2 separate regions of the Homo sapiens genome follow, and region 1 is linked to region 2. Evidence: read pairs that join two places in POLR2A ChIA-PET (ENCODE). Cell type or tissue: GM12878. All regions are shown on one strand.

Evidence for each region. Peaks named below come from ENCODE experiments on the same cell type or tissue, not always from the same donor. Only the 100,000 strongest peaks of a DNase experiment are listed, where the experiment ranks them.
Region 1: POLR2A ChIA-PET joins it to region 2 with 6 read pairs; 2 of 35 experiments call an interaction of 5 or more read pairs at or near these places.

The regions. Positions count from the first base shown.
Region 1 is chr22:29,175,878-29,178,377 of GRCh38, forward strand. No RefSeq gene overlaps it. Among named protein-coding and RNA genes, the nearest start is that of EMID1, 29 kb to the right of the region's middle. In GM12878, no CTCF peak of the experiment used is centred here; no DNase peak of the experiment used is centred here.
Region 2 is chr22:27,871,844-27,874,343 of GRCh38, forward strand. It overlaps PITPNB (phosphatidylinositol transfer protein beta), which reads right to left. Exons shown (of 12, transcript NM_012399.5): 8 at 1,895-1,972. Among named protein-coding and RNA genes, the nearest start is that of PITPNB, 46 kb to the right of the region's middle. In GM12878, no CTCF peak of the experiment used is centred here; no DNase peak of the experiment used is centred here; H3K27ac peaks cover 460 bases.

The DNA of each region.
Region 1 (2,500 bases), 1.3 Mb after region 2:
TTTCTTTCTTTTTTTATTTATTTTTCTTTTTTACTGAATTTGCATACTCTGAAGATTAAAGGTAGTTTCTGTTGCCTGCTTTTCTTTTTCTTATGTCTGGTCACACTTTCCTGCTTTTTTTTTTTCATGTCTCATAAATGGTTGTTAACCACTGGACATTTTAGAGAATATACTGTAGCACTCTAAACACTGAACTCTCACATTCTGGGGCTCTTTTTTGTTTGCTTATTTGTTTAGTGACTTAGCTGGACTATTTTAGCGAAGTCTATTTCTCCTAAGTATGCAGCTTCTGATTTTACTCCTCAGAGAAAGCAGCCTTGGGCATGACCGGGGTCACCCTAGGTGACAGTGGTTTTAGCAGGGGTCTCTTTGTCTCTTTTTATGATTTCTCTGTCAAGCTGTCTGGCTTTGTTGGAATCGTACCCAGCTATTATCCTCCATTGATAACTAATTGCTCTATTGTTTTCAACAGTGCCCTGGGGTAGAAATTGCTCCACATGTGATTCAATTAAATTCAGGCCCTTTTGCAAAGGTACTCTTTGAGGCCAGTCTTTGAGGTTTGTTACAACTCCAGGAGCGTTCTTCTCAGTAGCTACTCTATAGTTTAGTTTGTTAATCTGACAAGCTACTAGCCTCCTCATAATTGCTTGCCACCAAAATTGCTTACCATCAAAATCTCCATTGCTTTTCCCCTTAAGCTGGAACTCCTCCACACTCAGTTCCAAAGGAAGTCAGTTCCCTTAAGATCCCTCTGTTCTTACAGCCTGCCACTTTCTGGGCAAAACCTCTGCACAACTGCTCTGGAGGTAGGGAGAATGGGCCCCCTTCTCAGAGAATAACACACGTGCTTTATGAACAGGCTGCTGGATGGGGCAGTAGCTTCTGATCTTCTTGGCTTGCTACTTATGTTATGGAACCTCTACCCTATGAATGAGCTGGGGCAAATGCAACCAGGCATTTTTTTGGCCTGCTGCACCTAAGGTAGAGCTTCCACCTTACAGAGTGGGGCTGGGTAGAGGAGGAGAACCCCAGAACTCTCAGCCACTCTTGCCTAGAATGGAGTATCTACAACACAGGACGTGGTGGATGAGAAATGCTGATGTCCTGCCCTTCCTAGGGAGATACTCTAGCTCCCCAGCTGAGACTGAGGAGAGGGAGACCTGTGTTCTTGGCTGCATCCACCTGGAGTAGAACATCCATCTCGCTGAGCTGGGGGGACGGGGAAGGGAGAGAATGGGCCATGGCTCAAATGCCACAGGCTCTCACTGTTCTACTGTTCTGAGATTAAATAGATTCTTTTTTCTTCTTCTTTTTTTTTTTTTTTTTTTTTTTTGAGACAGTCTTGCTCTGTTGCCCAGGCTGGAGTGCAGTGGGGTGATCTCGGCTCACTGCCACCTCTGCCTCCTGGGTTCAAGCGATTCTTCTGCCTCAGCCTCCCGAGTAGTTGGGACTACAAGCGCGTGCCACTATGCCCGGCTAATTTTTTTGTATTTTTAATAGAGACCGGGTTTCACCACATTCGCCAGGCTCGTCTCGAACTCCTGACCTCATGATCCGCCTGCCTCAGCCTCCCAAAGTGCTGGAATTACAGGCGTGAGCCACTGCGCCAGGCCGATTTTCTTTTTTTTCTTTCTTTCTTTTTTTTTTTTTTTTTTTGAGATGGAGTCTCACTCTGTTGCCCAGGCTGGAGTGCAATGGCACGATCTCTGCTCACTGCAAGCTCCACCTCCCGGGTTCACACCGTTCTCCTGCCTCAGCCTCCCGAGTAGCTGGGACTACAGGCACCCACTACCACGCCTGGCTAATTTTTTTGTATTTTTAGTAGAGACGGGGTTTCACCATGTTCGCCAGGATGGTCTCAATCTCCTGACCTCATGATCCGCCTGCCTGAGCCTCCCAAAGTGCTGGGATTACAGGTGTGAGCCACTGCGCCCGGCCCCAGCCGATTTTCTTGAATAAATGTTTCATTTGCTGTGTGACCTCAGGACAATTTCCAGAGACTTTAAATGGTTGTTTTTTCATATAATATTTACCAGTTATAGTTATTTCTCTGGGCAGAGGGTAGGTGGAGCTCCTCACACCACTATACCAGAAGTTGTCTCTGAATATGTAATAGTCATTTGCTACATAATGACATTTCCGTCAATGATGGACCACATATACAATAGTGATCCCATAAGATTATAATTCTGGGGCAGGTGCAGTGGCTTATGCCTGTAATCCCAGCACTTTGGGAGGCCAGGGCAGGTGGGTAGCTTGAGCCCAGGAGTTCAAGACCAGCCTGGGCAACATGGCAAAACCCCATCTCTACAAAAAAATTTTTTAAAATTAGCCAGGCATAGTGGCTTGTGCTTGTGGTCCCAGCTACATGGGAGGCTGAGATGAGAGGATGGCTTGAGCCCAGGAGGCGGAGGTTGCAGTGAGCTGAGATCGTGCCACTGCACTCCAGCCTGGGCAACAGAGTAAGATCCTGTCTCAAAAAAAAAAAAATTATAATACT
Region 2 (2,500 bases):
CCTTCATGAATAGCTTGGGCCATCCCCTTGGTGATAAGTGAGCTCTCACTCTGAGTTCACACGAGATCTGGCTGTATAAAAGTGCATGGCACACTTCCCCTGCCCCACTTCCACCATGTGAGACGCCTGCTTCTCCTTTGCCTACCATGACTGTAAGCTTTCTGAAGCCTCCCCAAAAGCAGATACCAGCACTATGCTTCCTATACAGTGTGCAGAACCGTGAGCCAATTAAGCCTGGTTTTTTTTTTTTTTTTTTTTTTTTTTTTTTGGGACGGAGTCTCACTCTGTCGCCCAGGTTGGAGTGCAATGGTGCAATCTTAGCTCACTGCAACCTCTACCTCCCGGGTTCAAGTGATTCTCCTGCCTCAGCCTCCTGAGTAGCTGGGATTACACGCAAGCACCATCGTGCCCAGCTAATTTTTGGATTTTTAGTAGAGATGGGGTTTCAACATGTTGCCCAGGCTGGTATTGAACTCCTGACCTCAAGTGATCCACCCACCTCAGCCTCCCAAAGTACTGGGATTACAGGCGTGAGCCACTGCACCTGGCCCAAGCCTCTTTATATATAATACCCATTCTCAGGTTCTTTGTAATAATGCAAGATTGGCCTAACATGCTAAGTATTAAAACTGGGAGAATTCTGAACTAAACTCTACCCAGAGAACAAATGTGAAAATAATATAGTTATGAATCATTTCTTATAAACCAAAGTCAAATTCATTTTTCCTTTTAGTTGATGCACAAGACAGTCCACAAAACAGTCTAACACCCAGGGAGAACCACTCAATGAGTTCTCTGTGGGGCTGTAACAGTAATCCTCTTATCTGCATGCAACTAGTACCTAGACATCACTTATCGATGACCTGTAACTGGCTTCAGCACAGACAGACTGGTTACCAAGTAAGACCCTGGGAGTGGAAAATCTGCTCTGGGCATGTTTAAGTTTTTATGCTCTTCTCTTGTCAAATTAGCTGTAGTAACTTGCCAATAACACATTAAGACTTCTTTAAGGATCTGTCATTTAGTTTAGTAGATGTCTTTAAAATGCATTATATTTCTATAGCAATTTAAATTATTACCTTGACATTACCTTACTTCCATGAATAAAGTAAGGGTGTGCACTTTATTTAAAAACAACTACTGGCTGGGCGCAGTGGCTCATGCCTGTAATCCCAACACTTTGGGAGGCCAGGGCGGGTGGATCACCTGAGGTCGGGAGTTCGAGACCAGCCTGACCAACATGGAGAAACCCCGTCTCCACTAAAAATACAAAATTAGCCAGGCATGGTGGCGCATGCCTGTAATCCCAGTTACCCGGGAGGCTGAGGCAGGACAATCACTTCAACCCAGGAGGCAGAGGCTGCAGTGAGCCCAGATTGCACCACTGCACCCCAGCCTGGGCAACAAGAGTGAAACTCTGTCTCAAAAACAAAACAAAAACAAAAACTGCTTGCCACAAAAATTGCTCACTCGTGTCCTGCTTTCCAAAAATATAACTATTAAAAGTCCAGGAATATGAGCTTGGGTGAAGGGAGCTTGTTCAGTTTTTAATAAGACTAAATTTAAACTATAAACCTTCATTTAAAATGGATTTTTATACTGCTTCAGGTCTCAAAAGAGAACATTAGAATCCCCAAAGACTAAATCACTTGTCTCTTTTAAGAGTTATTGGAGCTGCATTATGCTGAAAGTGACAGTCTGGCTCTGTTCTGTTTGTTAATGCAGCACAGATTTGCTGGCCAACTGCAACTGGCTGTAAGTCCTTATCGCAAATAAAACTATTTTTGTGCCATTTCTATTTTTCACTTAAACGTCACCAGCTCTTCAAGACTCAGGACCTGTCAAGTGTTCTGTTGCCAAGACTCTGCCTGTCAGAAAGGTCAGCATCCAGTACCTTCCAGTTGGGTCCCAAAGGGCCTCTCTTGGTCTTGACTGACTGGAATAATGCTGGGTCTTCATCAGCTTTGTAGTCCTGCAAAGCAAAACAAAGTCAGAGGCAGAGAAGAAAACCAGAGAATATTCTTTAACCGTGCCAGAATAGCTCTTCGCAGCTACCAAAACACAGGACAGAAATCAATTAGACTCACTGTGCTTTTGCGTAAAAGTAGAAAAATGCTTCTTTAAGACACTGTTTTCAGTTTGGTTTCCTTTGCTTTAAACTTTTACCTTGGGCTAAATAACTACATAATAAGAAATAATAAAAGTCCTGGACTAGCAATCCATTCTGACTGGTTACTGGACAGCTGTCTCCAATAACAAATCTTTCAACAGTTTTTTAAATAATTTAAGCATTTTGATATATGGATAATCACATTCAAAGAATAAAACATACCCATCCCAGTTTTGACACTACAGGTAGATGATGACACTGGACTGTTAATGCTGGCCAGAGCAACTACTGTGGCTGGGAACAAAATCAGAACTATCGATTCTGCAGCACCCCCAACCTCTTCCTACAGCTGGGTCTGTGGTGGACATCTCAGTTTCTTGACTGGCTTCT